Linked DNA regions of Mus musculus: regions 1, 2 and 4 are each linked to region 3. Evidence: chromatin loops called from intact Hi-C (ENCODE). Cell type or tissue: left cerebral cortex. All regions are shown on one strand. Each heading gives the region's core, and the rest is flanking DNA. Links, peaks and the distances in the headings are about the cores only. Region 1 has its middle 18 kb from the start of Ccl9. Region 2 holds the start of Gm51913 (a long non-coding RNA gene). Region 3 has its middle 15 kb from the start of Ccl3. Region 4 holds the start of Ccl9 (chemokine (C-C motif) ligand 9).

The links. Peaks named below come from ENCODE experiments on the same cell type or tissue, not always from the same donor. Only the 100,000 strongest peaks of a DNase experiment are listed, where the experiment ranks them.
Region 1: a loop joins it to region 3, with 2.1 times the contacts of the local background. A loop is called at or near these places in 23 of 42 quality-filtered maps.
Region 2: it touches region 3 in a loop (2.5-fold over the local background); 8 of 42 quality-filtered maps call a loop at or near these places.
Region 4: it touches region 3 in a loop (2.0-fold over the local background); 14 of 42 quality-filtered maps call a loop at or near these places.

Annotation. Positions count from the first base shown.
Region 1 is chr11:83,557,635-83,563,776 of GRCm38, forward strand. No RefSeq gene overlaps it. Among named protein-coding and RNA genes, the nearest start is that of Ccl9, 18 kb to the right of the region's middle. In left cerebral cortex, for the core only: no CTCF peak of the experiment used is centred there; a DNase peak (open chromatin) is centred at 2,970.
Region 2 is chr11:83,439,982-83,446,123 of GRCm38, forward strand. It overlaps 1700020L24Rik (RIKEN cDNA 1700020L24 gene), which reads left to right. Exons shown (of 3, transcript NM_025492.3): 2 at 306-615; 3 at 695-1,251. The coding sequence ends at 941. It overlaps Mmp28 (matrix metallopeptidase 28 (epilysin)), which reads right to left. Exons shown (of 8, transcript NM_001320300.1): 5 at 4,840-5,085; 6 at 4,230-4,379; 7 at 3,778-3,945; 8 at 787-2,964. The coding sequence ends at 2,570. It overlaps Gm51913 (a long non-coding RNA gene), which reads left to right and starts at 4,355. Exons shown (of 2, transcript XR_003949748.1): 1 at 4,355-4,412. In left cerebral cortex, for the core only: CTCF peaks have their summits at 994 (motif pointing left), 3,113 and 5,242; DNase peaks (open chromatin) are centred at 922, 1,484, 3,107 and 5,102; H3K4me3 peaks cover 1,097 bases; H3K27ac peaks cover 628 bases.
Region 3 is chr11:83,631,806-83,637,947 of GRCm38, forward strand. No RefSeq gene overlaps it. Among named protein-coding and RNA genes, the nearest start is that of Ccl3, 15 kb to the right of the region's middle. In left cerebral cortex, for the core only: CTCF peaks have their summits at 1,183 and 3,271 (motif pointing right); no DNase peak of the experiment used is centred there.
Region 4 is chr11:83,575,908-83,582,049 of GRCm38, forward strand. It overlaps Ccl9 (chemokine (C-C motif) ligand 9), which reads right to left and starts at 2,729. Exons shown (of 4, transcript NM_011338.2): 1 at 2,482-2,729; 2 at 468-539; 3 at 1-44. The coding sequence starts at 2,557. In left cerebral cortex, for the core only: no CTCF peak of the experiment used is centred there; a DNase peak (open chromatin) is centred at 2,597.

The sequences.
Region 1 (6,142 bases), core at 371-5,370, 74 kb before region 3:
AGCTTCCAGTCACTTTCAATGACCATCTCTCTCTTCTTCCATATGTCATGGCAACACCCATGAGAGTCTAAGGTTCTGTGCCTCCCACCACCCCTCCTTTGGCTTCCAGATCACCATACTCTCCTGATACGCTTGTCTCCCTGGCTACTCTGTCCTTGTGCTGTCCCCACTCTCTACCACAGCTCCTGGGTCTTGTACTCATGATACATCCCCTTTCTTCAAAGAGAAAGAAAGAAGAGTCAAGCTGTTCCCTAGCTCCGCAGAACCATGTAGCTCGCTCTCTACTCAACACACTGACGTCATCAGAAAGCCATTTTGAAATTAACACTGTCTAGATGGCTTTCCCCTCATTTCTGTAAATGACACCAACACTCACCTAGTTGCTTAAGCCCGAGTCTTTCTCAGTGCACGTTTCTAGTTGTGCCCCTCAGCCATTTCCCTACTTTGTTCACACTCTTCTATGTCATCTGTGCCCCTCTGGTTCAAGCCACCAGCATCTGTAGCCTGGATTGCTGCAGGGGTCTCCTAACTGGTCTCCAGGGACCTCATCAATCCATCTCTGCATGACGGTCAGTGCTGCTTTAGGGATGTATATCAGGTGATATACTTTTGGTACGGCTTTGATGACGGCTTTCCATCATGCCGGAGATGAGTTACTCTTTACTCTCACTCCCAAGCTCCACCATGCCTGCCTTTGCTCGCCTCAGTGCTCAGGCTGCTGCTTCCCACCATGCCCTACTCACCTCACCAAGTTAATATTCCTGCCCCAGGGCCTTTGCACTGTCTCCAGCTATTACCCTCAACTCATTTAGCCCTTAGGTTAAGGTCATCTCCTCAGGAAGGCCTTTGTTATGAAGTTAGCCAATCACATCCCTGGTTTTTGGGACCTGTTTGCAAGGTTCATTTCCCCAGTTCTAGATTCCAGAGCTTCCACACAATGTCTGTCAGTCTTCAAGGACTGGCACCACAGCTCTCAGTTTCTAACTCGTGGCTCTGGGTGCTGGCTGTGTCTCAGATCATGTGGTGCTGGATGTGAGTTATCTCCTGTCTCCTTCCCCTGGGGACCTCTGAGGGTCCCAGGGAGCAGGGTGTCCTTGCTGGTCAGTCCACAGCCTCCAGTTTCTCCCTTGGTCTTTTTACTCCCCTTTAGGTCATAGGGGCTGATGGCTTCTTCTCTTGCTCTAATCAGGGACCCTTCTTCTGAAGTCCCTGCCCTAGTCTATACCACATCCTGGGAGGGGAGCTTCTTGTCTTAAGTGTGGTCACCAATGTGTTTTTTCGACAGGGTTTGTTTCACCCATGGGAATCTTGTTTTAGTTTTTAAGATGAAGGAAGTGTTTTCTATTTGTTTGTAATGCTCTCTGCAGACTTGTGAGGGTCACAGCATCTCAGTGCTGCTCTTGTGAGGGTCACAGCATCTCAGTGCTGCTCTTGTGTGGGTCACAGCATCTCGGTGATGCTCTTGTGTGGGTCACAGCATCTCAGTGATGCTCTTGTGTGGGTCACAGCATCTCAGTGATGCTCTTGTGTGGGTCACAGCATCTCGGTGATGCTCTTGTGAGGGTCACAGCATCTCGGTGATGCTCTTGTGAGGGTCTCAGCATCTCAGTGATGCTCTTGTGTGGGTCACAGCATCTCGGTGATGCTCTTGTGAGGGTCACAGCATCTCGGTGATGCTCTTGTGTGGGTCACAGCATCTCGGTGATGCTCTTGTGTGGGTCACAGCATCTCGGTGATGCTCTTGTGTGGGTCACAGCATCTCAGTGATGCTCTTGTGAGGGTCACAGCATCTCAGTGATGCTCTTGTGTGGGTCACAGCATCTCAGTGATGCTCTTGTGAGGGTCACAGCATCTCAGTGATGCTCTTGTGAGGGTCACAGCATCTCAGTGATGCTCTTGTGTGGGTCACAGCATCTCAGTGATGCTCTTGTGTGGGTCACAGCATCTCAGTGATGCTCTTGTGTGGGTCACAGCATCTCGGTGATGCTCTTGTGTGGGTCACAGCATCTCGGTGATGCTTCAGCTCCACTTTTCAGATGAGATCTTAAGGCCATTTCTAATTAATGCATGCTCTGGAGAGAATGAAAAGTTTCTTTCTTCTTCTTTTTTTCTTTTTGTTTCTCCTGCATTGCTTCTTCAAAGCCTTTGAGCAGGAATTGAGAAATAGCTGAGTGAAAAAAAGGGGCGAGTGGGGGGAGGCTGCAGAGATGGCTTAGGGGTTAAGAGCATTGACTGCTCTTCTGAAGATCCTGAGTTCAATTCCTAGCAACCACATGGTGGCTCACAGCCATCTGTAATGGGATCTGATGCCCACTTCTGGTGTGTCTGAAGACAGCTACAGTGTTCTCATATAAATAAAAATTAATTAAACTAAAAAAAAAGAAGAAGAAGAAGAAATAGCGGAGTGGAGACCAAGCCCCAGGCAGGGCACACCATGGGGCAGGAGGCCTTGGGCTCAAGCTCACATGTCTTTTTCCTTAGTCAGATGAACCTGTCTCTTTCATACTCAGAAGAGGTGCAGGTTTACATAGATTTGAGATTTCTTTTGTTTAAAATATGCTTGGAGGGCTGGAGAGATGGTTCAGTGGTTAAGAGCACTGACTGCTCCTCCAGAGGATCTTAGTTCAATTCTCAGCCTCCACTTGATGGCTCACAACCATTTGTAATGGGATCTCATGTCCTCTTTTGGTATGTAGGTGCACATGCAGACAAAACACCCATATACATAAAGCACATAAATAAATATGCTCTCAGAGTTGGAGGAGGATGGGGGTGGATATCAAGCAATATATATTCGAAATTCTTAAAGAATTAATTAAAAAATAATGTCCACAGTTCTAGGGTGAGCTGTACTGTGGTGGTTTCAGTGAGATAGATGTCCCCCATGAGTCTCGGGCATTTGGATACTTGGTCCCCAGTTCTTAGTGCTGTTTGGGGAAGTCAAGTAGGTGTGGCCTTACTAGAGGAAGTTTGTCACTGGTGGTGGGCTCTGAGGTTTCACAAGTCACATACCATTCCCTATTCTGTCCCTTTCTTGCTTGTGGCTCTAGATGTGATCTCTCTCTCTTGGCTGCTGCCTTGCTGCCTCCATTCGACAGTTACGGACGTTCTGGAACCAAAAGCCCCCCAATTAAACTCTTTCTTCTGCAATCACAGCAGTCTCCACGTTATATCACAGCAATAGGAAAGTAACCAATACGCCAATGTGCCAATGACTTATCGTATGTCCTTGCTCAGGTTTCTGCCTTCTTTGGGCCAGTTCCTTTCACAGTGAGAGAAAACTCCCTCCTGGCTGCCTTAGTTTCTTTTCTTGTTGCAGGATAAAATACTCAGACAAAAGAATTTACAAAGGTTCAGTCAATCACAGCAGGGAATTCAAGATGGCAGGAGCCTGAAGCAGCTGGTCACACCACATCAGGAAGCAGAGAGGGAGGAATGCAAGCTGCTGCCCAGCTCCCTTCTTCATCCATACAGGCCAGGAGCTCCTGCCTAGGGAATGGTACACACCCATAATCAAGTCTTTCCACATCAATTAAGCTGCTGCTGCTGCTGATGGTAAACCCCACATCAATTAAAGCAATTAAAAAAAATTTCCCAGATGATTCTAGATTTTGTCAAGTTGACAATGTACAGGATCTGTCCACTGACCTAGGGTCTGTGTCCCACAAGAAAATCACACTGAAATAATGAGGCCAGTTTGGCGAGCACTTACTATCTACTCTGTCTCTTCACATGGCTTCTTATTCCTTTCAGCTTTGAGAGGTAGGTCTAGTTTATACATGAGAAAACCGGCCTTAGAAGGACTTAGTATTTATCCAAAGCCTCATAGAAAGTTGCAGAGCTGGGATTTGAACCTGGATTTAGCTATGTGAGTTTGGAGCCAGTGATTTTAACTGATTTATATTGATTTGCTATTTTATGTGTATGGATGTTTTGCCTTCATCTATGTCTGGGTCCTATATGCATGCCTAAAGTTCACAGAGACCAGAGGGGTTGTTTGACTCCTCTGGGACTGAAGCCATCGTCCGGGTGTTGGGAGTTGAACCCACAACCTCTGGAAGAGCAACCAGTGCTCTTAACCCCTGAGCTGCTTCTCCAGCCCCTAAAGGCAGGAATTTATAAACCATGTGCCCTAAGTCCAGCTCTGGCAGTCGGTAGTTGGTCATGTGTGTACGCACACAGACTCTCCTCAGAAGGAAATGTGTGCTCAGTTGGACTCTCTGAGGGCCACTAACATTTGTAAAGGTATCCTTTGGGAAACTAGGCTGTCCAACCAAAATTTTCATGGTGCCAGAGAGGGGGCATGGGACCAGAAAGTGCTCTTTATGTTTTCCAGAGTGACTTTCTTACTTCCTTTCTGTCCCAACTTAAAGTCCTTTGTGTCTGTGCATTGCCTTCACTCACTTGGGGTCAATCCTTTGTGTCACACAAGAGTAGAAAAAAAAAAAAACAAACCAAGGAATATAGTTTTTATATTCTACTCCCTGCCAACTGGCCACCCATGCTTCACAAGGCTGGGAGTTGTGTATGATGTTTGCAATGGGTTTATGTGAGGTCTTTAGGTTGGCCAGGGCTTAAGTACCTTGTGTTTAGGAATGAAGAAGTGTGTGTTGAAAAGACTAGGAATAATTCTGTTCAAAACAAATGTAACCAGCCAAAGTCCTTCAGGTTGGGAGTTTCTGGCAAGTTTTATATTCTGTGCTGGGTGGGGATTTTCCTTTGTGTGTATAGACTCAATTAGGTCTTCAGGTTGATAGCTAACTTTGAGTTCCTTCAATGAGTGGGGGGAGGGAGGGAAGACAATACCATTTCAGTTCCAATCTGCCAATCATGGTCCCGTGCTTCCTGCTTCTGTTTCTTCATGGTCTACAGGGCTTTGAACCTTACTTCCCCGAGTCTGGCCCCAGTGCTGGCTGAGGGCTTTGGCACTTTTGGTTGCTTTGGCTGTATTCTTTCATATTCTCTTGGCCCCTGTGTCGATCTGGCCTCTGCCACTGACCCCTCATCCCAACTCCACAAATAAACAGCCAGGCCTGACTATATTGATTTTGTTGGTAACTCTGTAACTGTCAGGTTGCGAGCTGGAGGCAGGTGCTGGGATGATATCTAGCTATGACCCTTGAGGTTTGACAGAGCATAGGGCAGACAGACACATTTCTAGGACAAGATACCGGAGTTCACATCTCAGTGAGAGGCAAAAGCAGTCGGTGCTGGTCCCCAGTAGAGGGCTGAGGGTAGAGTCATCCACTTTACCTGCGTCTGCATCTCCACCTGGGTGTGGTAGACACCGATGTGCCATCACGTACACCAAGATGCTTTTGGTACAAATAGTGGAAGCTAAGATACACTGACTATGAGTAGTGTAAGAAAAAGGGGATTCTGCAGTCCTATTGATGAACAGACTGTAGAAGATACACACCATAGAGTATTTTCAGCTTTAGGAGAGAGGGGTGTTCTGATGAATGCTACAACATGGATGAGACTTGAAGCTGGGATACTGTATGAAATAAGGCAGTCACAAAAGGAAAAAAAATGCTACGCAAGTCCACTTGTGTGATGAACCTGGAACAGTGAGGTTCATGGTGACACAGTTACCAGGGCTCCGGAGGCAAGAATGGGGAATTGGTAATGACCAGGTACAGAGTCTCCGTGTAAGATGATGAGAAAATCCTGGGAGGAGTAGAAGTGATGGCTGCACAAACATGTGAATATACTGAACTACACAGGCAAAAAGAATTACAATATGGGTTGGAGAGATGATTCAGCAGTTAAGAGCACTGGCTGCTCTTCCAGAGGTCCTGAGTTCAATTCCCAGCAGCCACATGGTGGCTCACAACCATCTGTAGTGGGATCTGATGCCCTCTTTTTGTGTGCCTGAAGACAGCTACAGTGTACTCACTTATGTAAAAAAAAAATAGATCTTTAAAAAATTATTAAGATAGATAATCTTACATGTATGTGGATACACATGCATAATCAACCTAAACCAATGAATGAATTATTTCAGAGATACAAAATGCCACCATGGCCCCAGGAAGGTTTTATTTTTATTTTATTGCTTTTTATGGAGAGAAAAATTGTTAAGATGCTGGGAGATCTCATGGGATTACTTAGAGGAGCTGAGTCCCCAACCTGGAATAAG
Region 2 (6,142 bases), core at 711-5,710, 190 kb before region 3:
CAGAGACGGGGGTGGGGGTGTGGGGGTGGGGGGGGTGGCGGGGGGTGGCGCGGGGGAGAATGGAGCTTGATGGAAGCCAGGTGACTTGCTTGGAATCCTTAGCAAGGACGCTCAAGAGGGTGGGAACTCGGCAGCAGTCCGGGAATCTGGGACTCCGAAGCCCTTTCGCAAGTAACAGCCGGCAGGAGGCATCTCCCCCCCCCCCCCCACCGTTCCGTCCCGTCCGTCCGTCGTCGTCTTCCCCCCCCCCCCCCCCCGCAAGCAGCCAGGGCAGCAGGCTGCATTGACCCTGTCCCCGCCTACAGGCGTGAAGACTCCTTTGTGGAGGAAGGAGGTGGAGGATCCCGAGGCCAGGGAGGAGGATCTGGAGGACGATTCATCGTCGTCCTCGTCTTCGTCGTCGGTGGAAGAGAGGTCAGACCCCGAGAGCGCGACCGAGACGGAGGAGGACTCCCGAGACGCGGAAGAGCGCGAGGCCCGCTCTGTGTCCTACAGTCCGCTGCGCCAGGAGTCCAGCAGCCAGCAGGTGGCGCTGCTGCGACGCTCAGACAGCAGCTTCTGGGGTTGGCTTAGCCCGTTCGCTCTGCTGGGTGGCCTGGCGGCCCCGGCAGACAGGTGAGACGGAAAGAACCTGGGACCGAGCCTTAGGGAGGAGGGTCTCCGGGTTCTGAGCACTCACGTCCCCGGCCCGCAGGAAGCGGGGTGCCCCGGAGGAACCGTGCGTGTTGGAGACGCGGCGGCGGCCACCGCGCCGGGGTGGCTGTGCGCGCTGTGAGATTCTTTTCTGCAAGAAATGCAAGACTCTGCACAGCCACCCGGCCTACGTGGAGCACTGTATTCTTGAGCACCCTGACCTGGGTAAGGCAGAGGCCACCGGCAACTCTGAGCTCATTGACTCCCAGCCTCCGAGCCCGCAATGCTCCAAACTCTTCTATCTCTAGTGAGTTCCACAGAACTGTCCCTTCAAGCCGCCATCCTTAGCGCCTCCTACCGGTGAGAAGGCCCACCGTCGGTTCACGGTTCCATCTGTTGTCTTGCGGAACTATAGAAGAAACTAGGCACTCCTCCCCAGACAGTACCCAGCACCTACAGCCCTCCTGACCCTCACGCCTTCAACACAACCTTGCCTGCATCGTTTTCAGGTCCTCTGGCCTCTCTCCGGCTTACCCTGGAGAAAGATAGCCTCGGGGTGTCCTTAGCCCTCTTAATAAATTGCCTCTTTCCTTCTAATCAGCAATAAAGTCTCCAATCAGAGTCGCTTGAGGTGGAATAGAGTGATAAAGATGAGACTCTCCTTTCTCTCCCGCTGGGTACAACCCAGACAGCAGTGGGCTAGCAGGGAGGTTCCTCCATGTTTTCCCTGGGACAGGGCAGTACAAAGCACTTGCATCCAAGGGCAGTCAAAGGCCATTCTGTCCACTGCACAGAGAAGAAAGGAGGGCGCGTGGCCAGCAATGCCTCTGGGGAACTTCGGGCTGCTCTCTTGCCGGATTCTCCCCTCCCTGAGAGCTGGCTGTTGGTGGTCATTGTGCGTGTGTGTGTGTGTGCACTGGTAGGTGGAGAGGGAGGAGAGAGGGCTGGAGATCCAGATGCTAAAATTAATACTGAGACAGGCTGAGACAAAAGGGGAAGGCAGGGGGCTGGTTCCTTCTCCAGGAATCCCAGCTATTCTTGCTAGACTGCATGAGCTTCGGAATGCTGGCTGTGTGGCCTTGGAGAACGGGGCCATTGCGGGCAAACGGGCTTCACGCAGCCTGAAGATCGCAATGGAGGCTACATCTTGAGCGGACCCCCAAGGGCCCTCTTTCATCTTCCTGATGCTCAAGATGTCCAACTTGGAGGCAAATGGGGTGAAAATGTCCTGAATTTTGAAGAGAGGTTCACCCTGTCTCTCCATGATAACCATACACAGCTGGGTTGGATGTAAGTGCATGGTCCTTGTGTCTCCAGCACCCAGTACCCATGTGCTTCTATTGAGAAGGGTAGACAATTCTATCTAGGGAAGTCTGCTGCACCTCTACGTTGACCAGCTGGGGGGTGCTTCTTCATTAGCCCAGACAACAAGTCGGGCTCAGGAGGAACACATTCCCTCCTGCTCTGCATCCTGAACCAAAAGAGAGCCTCTGACAGTGGGGATCCTCGAGGCTTCACTACATCCCAGCTTGCTGAGGGTAGGAGCTGGGGTGAAGTCTCTGATGAAATAGCAGGTGATTCCCCAAGAACTGAGCCTGAAAGGCACTGAAAGGGAGGGTCCTGCAGATACAGTCTCCAACCTCAGCTGAGTTTTGCATCTTCCTGGGACTCAGCACTGTGGGCATGGGACATCTTCACCAGAACCTTCATCTTCACCACCTTCCCACATACACACACTAGTGGGAAGGAAAAAGGTCTTTGAGGGAAAAGGCTATGGGAACCCTAGTTCTCTTTCCATCCCGGAGAACAAATGCTGATTGATTTCCTGCTTGGAGTCCTTACTGCTCAAGAGGTTCTTGCAAAGTCCAGGGGCTTCCTAGACAGGACCCACCTCTCAGGAGGCAGCAACCACGGTTCATTCAGTGATGGGGAGCCTTCAGAACAGGGCACCTCCTGAGTTGGCATTCCAACAGCCCATCCAGGACAGCTCGGTAGCCCAGCGACCGGAGCTGGTCACCCGCAGTTTGGCTTGATCCAAATGCCAATAGTGGTCATCTCTGAAGAAGATAATGGAGCCATCCGGCCTTGGCAGGGCGCCGCTGACCTCCTCGGGGACACCGGCCCAGTCTCGCAGGCTGCGGGGATAGTAGGGCTCCACTTGCATCCCTCCTTGAGCTAGCACGTAGTAGCGGGAACCCTTGAAGAGGACTAGGCGGCGCAGAGGCGGGAAGAAGAGAGCTGCGTCCGGGTGTCGGGGTAGACCACCTGCCCGGCAGAGCTGTGCGAACCCCCACACGGACTTCGTGCCCTGGAACCTCCAACAACGATTCCCTGTGGGGCATTGAGAACCATAGTGAGCTGGAGGCGTTCACTCATTGGCTCTCCACCCCATCTCTCTCACCCTGGTCCCTACTCCTTTCTATTCGGAGACCTAGACAGTCTCCTTGGAGCCAGTTGTAGTTTATACATCGCTCAGCAGATGTCAGCAGAGAGCAGAGAATACTCAATGAACCCAATCCCGGGCTGGGGAAGGTAGGAGGAGGTTGAGGATGGGGTATGGAATGGAAGATTGGGAAAGCTTGAACTTTTCTTCAGTCTCCAACTACTAATAATTCCCTGAGGGAAAAGGTGTTTGTTCCCGGTCCTTCCTTCTCCCTGTTCCTAGGACACAAGGAACTCAGCGTTGGTTGAAGGAATGGATGCGGCTCATAACAGTACTACCACGTCCAGTCCACCCTTCAGTCGTTGCATGTTATCCGGCTTCCTCATCACACCTGAGTATTACACTCCCTATCCAAGAGTATTACACTCCCTATCACAAGTTCCAAAAGCTAAGTGACATGCCAACCTCACACTGCCAGGGTGCCAGAGTGCCAGGGTGCCAGGGCAGACGCGGCCAGACTTTCTGCTGATGCAGACTGGAGAGCAGCAGTCCCCCCACCCCCCGCTACAATCTCTACACGGAACACCCTGGACACTGGATGCTCCCCATTCCATCTCTGAAAGGAGTCTTTCTGGGCCACAGGTTTAACTTGAGGTGGCAAGTTCACCAGGGACTCATTGTTGGGGACCTTCCCCCTCCTTTCTCCTCAGGCAGGATACCCACCCACCACGTCTTAATCTTAGCTGACTCAAGGCTGGTACCTTTAAAGAAGTAGAAGTCTCCATCTTCCAAAGACACTGCAGCAGCCTCAATACCAGGTGGCAGTCCTGGCCATCTTTTCTGTAGTGGACGAGGCTCTGAAACATTGCCATCAACTGTGACTTCCCAGAAGTAACTCCCTTTGAAGACATACAGTCGCCATTGCCCATCTATCCCGAGATAAGAGACATGAGGAAAGGCTACTGGCCTCCTGATGATTTGGGGGGGGGAGGGGCTGCCCTAAACCCAGTTTCCCAGACAAGCGGAAGGTAGCATGCAGGGGGCGTGGAGAGGGCGTGGCTGAGGGAAGCGGGAGTTCTTTGCTGGGCCTGAGTGGTTTTAGGATTTCTATATCCTAGATCTCCCCATTCCTCACACCTTGTAATTCAGCTCTGGACCCCTGGAGATGTGGAGGACAGAAGACAGACACCAGGCATGGCTGGGACCATCTTACCTACAGTGATGGCATCAAAGGAAGAGTGGCAGTATTTAGGACCTCTGGTTTCCGGGCGTCTGCTCTGGGAGTTGTGGGGGTCCCAGGCCTCAAAGTCAGTGAACACCTTTCCGGGGAGTTGGGTGGCTACTGAGCGTCCCAGAGGCTTTCCTTACGATCCAAGAAGGGCGAGAGAGGACATGGGTAGGAGCATATGGGAAAGGGGGGTGGGGTGGGGGGGGGTGGGGTCAAGACCCTTCCTTCTGCTCCGCCTATGATCTGAGACAGGCTGAAGGAAAGAGTAAGGGGTATGTGTAGCCCTGGTTGTTGGTTTTATCCAAGTGCGCAACTATCCCCAGAAATCTCTCCCACTCAACAGCCCAGGAAAGAGTGACCTTCTGAGATAATGTGAGAGTGGGAGACCGAAGGGTTTTGAGCTAAGGGCAGAGGTTTGTTCTTATGGATGGCTTGGACCTGATGGAGAGAGAAAGCAGGACTCGCGGATATTCAGATTTCAAGGGAGCCTTAGGGGCTTCAGGATAAGGAAGGACCGGGAGCAAGGAACTGAAGAGGGGTGGAGGTGGGGATATCCTATTTGAGGAGCCAGAGTCTGAAGACCCCAGAGGCTCACCGTACAGGCTCTGCACCGCCAGCACATCGTCCCAGCTGAGCAAGGCGTCGCGGCCCAGCTTCTTGTAGTAGGGCGCCATAAGCGCCCGTGGCGCGGGCGAGTGCGTGAGACCGAGCGTGTGGCCGATTTCGTGCGCCAGCACCACGAACAAGTTGCGCCCACGGCGGCGGCTCAGAGACCAGCGCTCGTCTCCGTCGAAATGCGCTTCGCCCCGCCGGGGCAGAAAGGCGTGTGCCAGGGCACCCCCTGAGAATAATGTGGAGGGTCCGGGTGAGCCAAGACCCAGAACTCCCTCCCTCAGGCATCAACTCCAACGTTGTGGGTGTGGTCTACTAGTTTCCATCTGGGTTGCGGGCAGGTGAGCAAGTGACTAAACATCAGAGAGAGGAAGTACACGGTAGATTCCGCTAGGGGCCAAACTGCTTGAGTTCCAGTACTAGATTTACTTTTTACTGTGTGACGTTGGACAGATAGCTTAACCTCTCTGATAAGATTCCTGATCTGAAGCTGGACCGTTGGTGGCGCACACCTTTAATCCCAGCACTTGGGAGGCAGAGGCAGGCGGATTTCTGAGTTCGAGGCTTCCTAACCTTGGCACTTGGTGTGTTCTGTTCGGGAATCTGCAGATTTAACAATGTGCTTCTATGTGTGGAGTTCAAGGCCAGCAGGGGCTACATTGGAGAGACTCTGGATTTTTTTTTGTTTGTTTGTTTGGTTGGTTGGTTTTTTAATTGTTTTAAGTGTGTCAGATGTGCCATGTGGGGATCAGAGGACAAACTGGGGAACTCAATTCTCATCTTCTACCGTGTGGATCCCAGGGATCAAACTTAGGTCTGCAAGCTTGGCAGCAAGGACAAGCACCTTCACCCATACCCATGAGTCATACCACCACCAGCCTTTATTTGGACAGGGTCTTATTACGCTGTGTGTGTGTGTGTGTGTGTGTGTAAATGCATGTATGTTGCATGTATGCTCACGTATGTATGCAAGCCAGAGGCTGATGCTGGGATTCTTGTCTCAGTCACTTTTTTAACTTAATCCCCCCTCCCTTTTTTTGTTTTTGTTTTTGTTTTGTTTTGGTTTTTTGTTTTTTGTGACAGGGTTTCTCTGTATAGCCCTGGCTGTCCTGGAACTCACTTTGTAGACCAGGCTGGCCTCGAACTAAAAAATCCACCTGCCTCTGCCTCCCGAGCACTGGGATTAAAGGCGTGAGCTTTTAGGGCTTCTTTTCTTTTCTTTCTTTTTTTAAAATCTTTTGAGACAATGTCTTTATACAGCTCTGGGTTGCCTGGAGCTCAGAGCT
Region 3 (6,142 bases), core at 428-5,427:
ATAAATAATCATATTTTATAAATAATTGATTGTAAAATCAATTTTATAATTGCTATGGTCTAGGGCAGCGGGTCTCATCTTGCAGGTTGTGATCTTTTTGAGGGTTGCCTAAGACCATTGGAAAACACTGGTATTTACATTATGATTCATGACAATAGCAAAATTACAGTTATGAAGTAGCAACAAAAATAACTTTATGGTTGGGATCACCACTACATGAGGAACTATATTAAAGGGTCACCATTAGGAAGGTTGAGAACCACTGTTCTAGGGAAACACTCCACTGGTAAAAGTAGTGCATTCTGTGTATGCATCTAAGCTCATCTTCATACACGAACCACTGCTGAACGACAGCTGACGTTTGTTGAGAGCTTGTCAGGTGCTGGGGTCTGTGTTCACACTTGCTCATATGAATGCCAGCCTAGCAAAACTGCCCTTAGCTATCGAGGACTCCCTGTTGGTAGCTGGCCAAGAAATGTGACTACATCCTCTGCTGCTCACCTCTTTGCTTTCTAGAAGAATGTTTTCCACATGTGGTAAGTGAAAATGAAATTTCAGGTGACAAATGAAAATACAGAATGAGTACTCTTTAAGGATAAGTATGTCTCGAGTATATTGAGAATATATAGTACTGCTTTTTTTGTCTAGAAGTTGGATTTTCCTGGGTTTTCCTGTACTATACCTGGCCACCCTCTTTGCAGTGAATACCTCTTATTCAAGCATCTATTTCCTGATGGTGACACCCACATAAGGGATGGCTTACTATAGAGAGGTAATTCCAAAGTTGAGTTCACCTTAGAGTCAGCCAGGAACGTTCCTAAAGTCCAGTGTGAGGGTCTTACTTCCAAAGTTACAAATGTAATTTGTACCTAGATTTGGCACCTTTAAAACTCCCCCAGTGATATTAAAGTGAGTTCAGTCTGAGAACCGCCATAGGCTACAATCATGGGCTAGTTTAGTCAGAGGGAAGACAGGGCAGTCTCTTCTGAGTTTTGGTGCCTTAGATGGGATGGGTTTTGTTAATTCTGCTGGATGGCTGGTCAGAAGCTCAGATCTCCATGCACAGTGTGCCTCCAGCAGGTTTAAGACCCTCGCTGAGAACTGGTTGTCCTCCATCTGGTCCTCTGTATTAATTTCTATCCCCATACCCTGATGGTGGAGCAATGCCACCCCGTGGTGGCCAACAGGATCGTTCCCTGACTGCTGTACACTAGATGTACCTTCACAAAGACCACACATGTTTACTGTGACAGTTCATCCTGTGGCATCAACATTACTGGGATAATTATTACCTAGATAAACCTCTATTTCGGGGTGTGTTTAGGAGGAGTTTCCAGAGGAGATTTAGCATTTGAATAAGAGGGCAACCCGAATTTGATCCCCAGAATTCACACAAAAGTAGAAGAAAAAAATAAATTTCACAATGTTGTCCTCTCTCCTCCATATGTGCACTATGGCATGTGCATGCCCATTACATGTGCATGTGCATACATGTGATTCACACACTATAATAATAATAACTAAAGTTAAAGCAATTTGAGATTGAAGTGTTATTTAGAAAAACATTTTATCTGGATGTGGCCATGAAGTGATGAATATGCCCGGATGCTAAGGAGGAGCATAATTAGGAGCTAAGATAGGAAAAAAGTTAAGCATCTTATATTCTACTCAGTCAGGGTAGGTTAGGCTAGCCCAGGTAACAAAACCCAGCAGATATTCTTCACACACACACATATCACAGGACCTATGTGGAGGATTAGGTAATTGGTTTCCAAGTTTCATCTACATGAGAATCTCCTCTAGAGCTTATTTCAGCAGATTTCCAGGATTTTCCCAGGAGCCCCCGAGTCTACAGGTTGGCTTAAGATTCTGTGTTTCTAGTGAGCACTCAGGCAAAGATGATTCTGTGGGTCTAAGAACAATGAGTTTCATGAGTCAGTCACAAAGCAGCTTTCCTCCAAGTGGTGACCTGGGCATCTGTAGACTTTGTGAGGGAAAAGGCTCGAAAGCACACTGACTTAACTGTGTTGGTCCCAAAGCGACCCATTTCCCTTAGGCTCTCAGTTCAGTGGCTACAGCTAGTCATATGAGCTTCCCTGTAGTGATGCATCAACCCACTCCTAATATTCGCCAGAGTAAGCTTCATCTTCAACAAGCTTCTGAGCGGTGTCCTACATGCCAGACTGAAGCAAACCAAGCCACCTGCACCTGTTTGCTAAGACCCTGAGACAAGTAACCACTTGAGTCTGGCACTTTGCCTGTGCCTTGTGCTGTCTAATCTTGCTGTCACCTCTGCAGCTTTAACTCTAAGCTTTTTAAGCTCTGAACATCGGTCTGCCCAAATTCTGCTGGAGTCACAGCCATTCTTGGTAGGAAGGGTGGTTGGTGACTCCAGGGAAATACTGCCATTTGGAGTCTTATACTACTTTATAAGTAACCCCCAGCAAACTCATTTTACCTTCCAGGAGGAATTTGTATGGTGTGTATGGTGGCTAACACTGATTGTCAACTTGACAGAATTCACAATCACAAGAGACAAGGTTCAGGGCGCGTCTGTAAGGAATTATCTACTTTAGGTTACTGAGGTGGGAAGATCCGCCCCACCTTTGTGAGTGGCACCAGGTTACCGGAAGCAGGAAGACGATGCTCCCCCCTCCCCCAACATATGGGTGACACCATTCCATGGTTAGGGATTCTGCACTGAACCAGAAAGAGAAGCTGAACTCCTTAGTGCCAGTGCCAGTCTCTGCTTCTGCACTATGGTTGCCAAGCAACCACTCACACACACACACACACACACACACACACACACACACACACCCGCCACTATGTCTTCCCTGCTGAGATTTGTTGTGTCTGCCCTTTCTTCTCCATCTTGCTTTTGTCAGGCATTTTCTCACAGCAATGAGAAAAGCAACACAGGAGTTATTCTTCGGTCTTATTATGCTATCAGAAATTAGCAGATGTTGATTTTGTGTCTCTCTGGGAAGTCATTCTGGGAAGTCTTGCATCAGCCTCCTGAATAGCTTCTCTTCACTCATTAAAAAGCTTACCGATGAAAGCGACTCAACCACTGTGAACCCACACACTAGTAGAAACATTTACTTCCATTTCTGTTTTCCCCTGATTAATACAGGATTCAGTTTAGTATTTAGTATTTGTTACGTATGAATGCTTTGTGAAATATTCTTGAATTTTCCATTCTTTTATTTTTAGAAAAGATTTACTTATTTATTTTTTTGTATCTGAGTACATCGTTGCTATCTTCAGACACACCAGAAGAGGACAGCATATCCCATGACAGATAGATGGTTGTGAGCCACCATGTGGTTGTTGGGAATTGAACTCAGGACCTCTGGAAGAGCACACAGTTTATATAGAGAGAGTTCCAGGATAGCCAGAGAAACCCTGTCTCAAATCCAACCCCACCTCCAAAAAAGAGTTGACTATCTCATATAATTTGTCACAGTAAAGGAAAGCTGAGTCACACATACATTGGCCAATTTTCTTGTTTTTAATATAAACCAATGCTTTTGTGGAACATCAGTTCTAGGAAAATAATATTATACACTAGAAAAATAATATTATGCACTAGGAAACTAAAAAGAAAGAAAGAAAGAAAGAAAGAAAGAAAGAAAGAAAGAAAGAAAGAAAGAGAAAAAGAAAAACCAAAAACCTAGATCCAAACCTAAGAAATTTTACTGTTTAAAATTCAGAACATTTTATGTGATTTTAGAAGTCCCAATCAAGCAACATAAGCATAAGATGTTAGTCATGGTATAAATTAACTACATGATCCTGGATCATGGAATAACTTCTTAGCCAGCACTTATGTTATGCCCAGTTTGCAAGACCCCAAGACCACCAGAACTCAATTCCGAGGGTTTAGTCAGCACAAGCTTGAGCTTGGGTCGCAATCCTTCCCTGACACAGCAGGTCGGGAGAGTGACCATGGTATCTACGGAAAGGGGTTCTTAAAGGCAAAAATCGCAAGTGGGGGTTTCTAAGTCTTGGCATCACATGATTGGGTAAGAGGTCATTGGCCTGTTTTAGGTCCTAAGGCTGCAAAGTTTCTGGCCCAGCAATCTAAAGAACATCTGGCCACTAATTAATAGCTGCTACAGAAAAGGAGTGATGAGCACCCTTCAGGTTTGTGTGGAGGTGTTGCTATTTTCTGAGAGAAAAGTATGCAGGATAGGAGGGTTGCTAGGGAACACCATCTCTTTTAATGCAGAAAAGAGTATTGTGGGACCCAGCAGTTCCCAGCAGCTCCAGCTGACTGGGTATGTTTCACCTTAGGACTTGGTTCTTTGTCTAAACTTGTGTCTCCAGGCCTCCACTTAGGTTTCTCAGTTTCTCACTTACCTCTCCATCAACTCTGTACCTTTGTAGAGATGTTAGATTTTAAAGAATGGAATGAATTGGAGTTTTTTGGGTTTTTTTTCTCTCTTTTTTGTTTTTTGAGAGAAGGTCTTGCTGCATAATCCAAGCTAGTCTTAAACACGAGATCATTCCTGTCTCAGCCATAAGTGCAGGGATCAAAGGCATGTACCAATAAGCTAAGCAAAACTGCAGGAATTTTACCATGCTGGACTTAGGACAAACAAACAAACATAAACTTATGAAGACGAAGACTGAATTTGTCATGGTTGGAGAGATGAGATGGCTCAGTAGTTAAGAGCACTGATTGGCTGCCCTTCCAGAGGTTCTGAGTTTGATTCTTCTGGACTCTACAGGCACCAGGCATGCACATGGGGAACTATACATATATGCACATACATGTAGACAGAGCACCCATACACATAAAATTAATTCTTCTTAAAGATTGATTTTAGTACAAAAACAACATATACTAGGTGTACAATATTCTATAAGATAATCATTGTTTCATAAAGTAATGTTTTATCTGTTTCAGAAACCTGAATGTAGAGGCACTATGGCCATTTCCTGTAGATGACTCTTCCTTCAGATTTTCATGTTCATTTTCTCTCCCCCACCATTTTTCCTGCCAGTGGTGCTGACTTTGCAGAACAAAGACAACAGAATTACCAGTCTTAGGAGAGGGTCATTCAGAGAATAGGTCATTGACTTCACACATCTGAGTGTGGAGATGATAAAGGACAAGCTATAAATATTTGTTGGATGTCAGCTTTGGAACAAGGTCTTACAGAAAAGGCCAGACAATTACTCACCTACATACAGAGTAGGTGTTAACCACTTTGTGATTGTCAGGACTAGGGGAGGCGTGGCACAGACAGTTACAGGAATCTCTTCAGCAAGCAGCTAAGAACACATAGACATGCTTTAGAAAAATCAGTTAGACAAAACCAGGCATAGTGGCATATCTGTGGTGCACCTAGGGAGGGGAGACAGGAAGACTGGGGGTTCAAGGTTGATCTAAACTATATAGTATGTTTCAGGTTAGTCTAGACTACATGAAACACTTTGTAATGTACTTCATATATTAGCAAAGTGTTGTGTATTGTTTAAGCTCATTGAGAAGCTGGCCTGGAGGCAGGGTTGCCCCATCCTCTGTCACGGCCGAGCACGCTTATGTCAAGTGTTCTTCAAGACCAGGGTTGCTATTGTTTACTCTATAGTGGAAAAATACCCACTGAGGGAAAGAGAAGGCAGAGGCTCATCCTGGAGAGAAGGTCCTGCTCTGCCAGAACTCTGGACTTGGAACTTCAGTACAACTTCTTCAGAGTGTTTCCCATTGCTAAATGATGTTGATAATGGTATCTTTTGTTTGTTGTCTCAATTGGGCTGCTCAGCTGTAGAGACAGCTGGCTGGATATACTGAGTGTTTTTCTCTCTGCTCTTTCATGTAACAGAGGATTAATATCTAGAATAAATAAGGAAGTAAAAATGGTTAACACACAAAACCCTCAAGTAATTTGATCAATAAACAGGCCAGTAAACTGAAGAGACACTTCTTAAAACAAGTACTAGTGGCAAACATATACATGAAAAGATGGTCAGTCTGTAGCTGTCAGTGAATGGCAAAACAAGACCACATTGAGGTTCCATCGAAGCCCAGCCCGAACAGCTAAAACAACAAATGCAGGAGAGGAACCCTGTCCAGTGTTGGCAAAAATGTAGAGAGCAGCCATGATGCAAATCAACATCGGGATTCTTCAAA
Region 4 (6,142 bases), core at 393-5,392, 56 kb before region 3:
CCGTGAGTTATAGGACAGGCAGCAATCTGAAGAGTCTTGAAAGCCTGCAAGAAAACAAGGGGGCACTCAAAGGCCAGGTCATTGCTGGGGTGATGGTCCCATGGGGGCATAAGAAGGCCCCGGGACTCAGGGGAGGCTTCCCCTCACCCTGCACTCATTGTCATCTCTTTCTGCACCTTTGAGTGGGCCTAACGTGGACCACAATCAGGCTGGGAACATGTCCATAGAAGGGAAGCCATGCGCAGTCACCTATAGGTGACTTCTGCCCCAAGGCAGACTCGGTGCATAGAGAAGGCACATCTGTAGGGAATACTAATGGCCCATCCTGATCTTCTTGAAGATTTTTGGACAGCATCCTCAACCACCCTCATGACCTTGTTCTGTTCTGTCATCGGGTAGGGGGATGCTCTGGTGTTGATCTGCAACCACCTGGTGCTTCTCAGTACAAGCTGTAATGAAATATTTACCCATGTGAAACATTTCAATTTCAAGCCCTTGCTGTGCCTTCAGACTGCTCTGGACTTCTTTTGTCTCTGTTGCTGGAAGAGACAGAGGGCAGAGGTTAGCATCATTGTCTTAGCATCTCTACTCACCATCCCCACCCCGATTCTTGCCAAGGCTGAGAAGGCTCTGCTGAGGACCACCATCACACACTTGGAGTCTAGGATCTGCTCTAGACTCATTTATCCCCTTAGGTGACATGAGATTTTTCTGGGATCTTAAAAAACAAAACAAAACAAAAAAACCAAAAACTCTATTGACTTGAAGCACAAACCCCTTTGGTGACACAAAGTCCCTTGAAGTGAAATGAGGCTCCTAATAGTCCACATTTATATAAATGCCTGATTAAAGGACACACTGAAGAAAAAACCATCAGGGATGTTGAGTGACATCCAGCAATGTATCACTTTTTAAAATCCATAATAATCCTTTATCCCAAATATATCGAAGCCCAAAGATTGTTGCTAAAGGATTGGGAATTTGCATTGTGCTAAGACAAGACTACTAATCCCTTATATCATGTCTTCAATGGTTGCATATGAATTATCTGTAGTAGGGTGCACGGCTATTATTTAACAAGTTTGATGTGGTGTGGGTGGCTTCCAAAGTAAATCTTAAGAAGCAGTGCCTGTTCTTGAACGCATGATTACTAATCTGCCTCTTAGTCTTACCCATCACTACTCATGCGGTCTTACATTATTGAAGGCTGTTCCAATTCTCTGTTTCAGTTATCTGGTTTGAAAAGTGAGCAGGGCAATAATATATACAAGGCTTGCTTGTCTTCTAACTTCTTCTTTTTCTACAAGAATGATGCATTTCCATTTGTCCCACCCCTCAGGGATGCCAGAGGAAGAATGAATCAACATCTGGACAGTTGAGCAATAGCTAACTCTACTAACTGTATTTTGTTTTCTGCATATTATGGTATTCTGGCATACTTAAAATCCTGACCACAGGGAGGGGCTAACTGCTTCTTAACCAACTCTCACTGAGCCCAGCACCCAACCTTTATCATTCTCAAACACCATGTTGGTATTTCCCTTGCCCTAACTCTTCCTAAAGCTAGATCCTTAAAGACCATCCATATATACAAAGTCTGCTCGACTTCTTCAGTCTAGGAAATCTTAACTGAACCCTGCATTGTGCCCTTCCTCTTTTCCAGTATCTCCAATAAAGAATCTGACACAAGTTTCTCTATTTCATTACTTATGCCTCCTGGCCTAACTCCAATATTCTCCTTGGCTCTGTGAGACATGATGTATCTCTCCTCCTTAGAAAAGTTGAGGAATACATTCTTTTATTTCACAGGACCTCTCTGTGTTGAGCCCTGGTCACCTCCATAAACTAAAATATCATAGCTTCAGATGAAATGGTGACCTTGGATGAGCCATTGGCCTGACTGGTCCCAATGCCTTAAAAATGATGGTTCTATACTAGCTGACATCTAATAACTCTAGCATCACAGAGTTTTATATTCATTTCTACAAATGTATGCTTTAATTATAGTTATTTCGATCTAACTACAATGTCAGCTAGGATTGGCTAGGAAAAGTTATCAAATAATTCTAGCTATGAAAAAGGAAAACATTTGCTTCTCCAAATGGAAGCAAGCCATTTGTGTACCAGCTTCCAGACCAGACCCTTCCTAATGCTGCAGCCTTTTAATACAGTTCCTCATGTCGTGGTGATCCCCAACCATAAAGTTATTTCATTACTACTTTATAACCGTAATTTTGTTACTGCTATGAATCATAATGTAAATATCTATGTTTTCTGATGGTCTTAGGCAAGCCCTGTGAAGAGGTTGTTTGACTTCCAAAAAGGGTGGCAACCGGTAGTTGAGAACCACTGATCCAGGGGCTATAGCCAGAGGCAGGTCTGTACTAAGTAAATTCCATTGCTCTGTCTGGGATGGAAATTATTAAATGCTGCCCCTTCTGGAACTCCCCCCAAATTTTCAGTTACCACCACAGGACTCACCATGTGTGATCTGGGCCCAGATTCCAAGAGCAGTTGTAAGAATGAGGAAGGAGAGGGCAGTATGAAAAGGCTTCATCTTCTTAGTGGGCAGACCCAGCTGGCCTTCAGACTGCTTGCTGTTCCTGGCCCGGTCTTGCTATTTATACATGTAAGAGGATCAGGAAGTCCCTGGGGTACAGCTCATAATGCCCTCCTTTGACTACATAACACCCAACATGCTAGTTCTAAGAGAGGGAACAGTGTGCAGTGGGAAGTGGAGGGCAAAGGTGACTTGGGGCTTTCCAAAGTTCAAATTGATTCAGAGAGAGTAAATATTTCCAGAAGGATTTCTCCTTTTATAAAATTCATTCACTCCTTTAGCTCTGGCCACAGGGTGGGAGTGAGGGATCCTTCTAGACCCCTGATGAGAGGTTAGCTTGGAGGACGCTGGCTTATGCTCATTGACAGCTGACCGACAGATATAGATTATAAAAGTAAACTTATATGTCTTGCCAGAGATATATAAAATTGTTGTCAACTCCTTCTTTAATTATTTTTCTTTAATTTTTAAAGATTTATTTTATATCCATGTTTTGCCTGCATGTGTGTATGTCTACCACATACATGCAGTGCTGTGCAGGTCAGAAGAGGGTGTTAAATTCCCTGGTACTAGAGTTACAGATGGTTGTGAGCCATCATGTGGATGCTGAGAACTGAAGCCAGCAAGTGTCCTTAACCGCTGAGCCAACTCTCCAGCCCCTTTAGATATTTTTAATATACTTTAACATCAGAGGAAAAAAAATCTTTAGAACGTCTGTCAGAAGAAACATCTAAGGCTGGTTGGGGTGGTGTTCACCACTTGGTGTCAGCACTTGGGAGCCAGAGGCAGGTGTGTGTGTGTGTTTGAGGCCAGTCTGGTCTACACACTCAGTTATCCAATCTCCGTGAGTTTGTGAATGTTTGCTGTTCATTTGTGGTTTTAGTCTGATGTGGTCAAATAGAATAGGAAGAGAGGGCTAAAGAGCCAGCTCACTGGTTTAGAGCACTTGTTGCTTTTTCAGAGGACCCAGGTTCAGTCTTCGTGAGTTTCATTAGCCTCTTTCTATCAAGGGAGGATCCCCTTTCTCCTTGAGTTATGAAGGAGCCCTTTGCTGGCAATACTGTCCTGGGCTGGAGGTTCATGTCTTCCAAAGCTTGAGGAACGCCTCTCCAAGCTCTCTGTTACGCTGATGGACATCTCCTGACACATGACTTAGTGGTTCTCTCTTGATGCTTTTTACACATTTTCTTTGTTTTGAATACTTAGTACTATAACTTTAATTATAATATGACAAGAAGAAGTTCTTTTTGGGTCTTGTCTCTTTGGTGTTCTAAATGACTTCTCTATTTGATTAGATGTTTCTTTGCCTAATTTAGGAAATTTTTTTTGGCTATGATTTCACTGGAAATGTTTTCTGTGCATTTGGAAAGAACTTCACTCTTTTATATCTGTGATTATTAGACTTTATCTTCTCCTCATGTATTAAATAGCCCAAAGTCCAACTCATGCCTTTTCATTAATTCATCTTTTTCCTTGACACTTTCTGCTCCCAGTGCCTTGTCTTCAAGCTCAGATATGCTGTCCTTTTCTTGACTGATTCTACTGGTAAGGCTTTCTGCAGAATTTTTAATTTGACTTAATTGTATTTTGGATCTCCAGTAGTTTGCTATGGTCCCCTCCCCCAATGGTTCTATACCCTATTTACTTCCTCCTACTTCCTCTTCCTTCCTTCCTTCCTTCCTTCCTTTCTTTCTTTCTTTCTTTTTTCTTTCTTTCTTTCTTTCTTTCTTTCTTTCTTTCTTTCTTTCTTTCTTTCTCTCTCTCTTTCTCTCTTTCTTTCTTTCTTTTTTTCTTTCTTTCTTTCTTTCTTTCTTTCTTTCTTTCTTTCTTTCTTTCTTTCTTTCTTTTTAGATTTGTATTTATTTATTATATACAAGTACACTGTAGCTGTCTTCAAACACTCCAGAAGAGGGCATCAGATCTCATTACAGATGGTTGTGAGACACCATGTGGTTTCTGGGATTTGAACTCAGGACCTTTGAAAGGGCAGTCAGTGCTCTTAACCACTGAGCCATCTCTCCAACCCAACTTCCTTTTTCATATCATGTATCAAGCTCCTTATTTAATCCAGGTGTTTATGTTCTCTTGGGATGCTCCTTTCATGCATGGAGATGGGAGAGGAGGACCAGTCAAGCTATAAACTCTTGCTGGACAGTGGTGGCACACGCCTTTGATCCCAGTACTCAGGAGGCAGAGGCAGTCAGATTTCTGAGTTTGAGGCCAGCCTGGTCTTCAGAGTGAGTTCCAGGACAGCCAGGGCTACACAGAGAAACCCTGTCTCAAAAACAAACAGACAGACAAACAAAAAACAAAACAAACAAAAAGCTCTAAACTTTTGTATTTCCTGTGGTTTATGCTGATGTTGAGTTTGTATTGGACAGGAGTGTAATGTCCATGTGCAAGGTCTTCTCTTTTGTATTTCCCATTCTTCACATGACAGGTTCTGCAGGCCTCCTGGGTTTCCTTTTATGGTCTGGACAGATTCTTGCATCCTCCTGAGACAGATTGTAACGCTGGGGTGCTGTATGCTTTGTCTGGAGGGTGATTCCCCAAGTGTGCTGGGAATGTGGGAGGAAACCACAGCACTGAGTTGGTTTAAGCAGAGGACCTATTTCCATACTTTCAAGACCTCTTGAATATGAATCACCCTGCTGGGGGAATGCCACTGTGAGTATTGTGTTGGTTAGTTTAATGGGCAACTTGATATAACCTAGAATCACTGGGAAGAGAGTCTTAATGAAAGATTATCTAGATCAGGTTGGGCATGCGTACGGGAGATTGTTAATTAAAGTGGGAAGACCCATCTGGAAAGTGATGGCACCATTTCAGGTGCTGGACCCTGGAGTGTGTAAGAAAGTTCTATGCAATCGAGGAGTGATTATTTCTCTGTTCTTGATTGCGGATGTGCAAACTCCTGCCAGTTACTTCCCTCCTATGATGGACTGTAATTTGGGTTGTAAGCTAAAATACATCAGTTCTTCCCTTATGCTGCTTTTTGTCAGTATATAGGTATCGTGCACAAACTTGGAACTTCGGAATTCTTGGGTCCATGGCAGTGAACAATAGCTGGCTCTAGGATTTGATCCATCTGCCTGCTTTAAGTTCAAAACCCATCAAATCCAGAATTATTTTCATTTGAGGAACCTGTTCCTGGTCACTGAGGGCAGGGCTCTCAGCCTGAGCTGACCTCCTGGAACTTGATCCTTTAGCTTGTCCATAGTCACCCCTCCAGCTCTCCACAAGTCAATTTCCCTCACCTAGAGGTTGTGGCAAGCCAAATTATGGCTCCCCAACTGATAGAAATTCTCCCATCTCAGGCCCCCAGCATAGCTCAGTTTTGAATAATAGACTTTATCTCAAGATGGCACTTGGCTGCTGCCTTCCCGATCATCTATATCAACGAATGATATTTCTTTCCACCACTGACCCATGCAAATGAGGAATTACTGTCTCAGCAAACCTACACCTAGATTCTGAGAGGAGCAGGCATGACCAGTGGCTGGAAGCTGTTAAGTAACTGCATTCACCAGTTACTTCTCAGCATGGGGTGTTTTTTTTCCCTGCCCTTCCCCCACCAGGTTT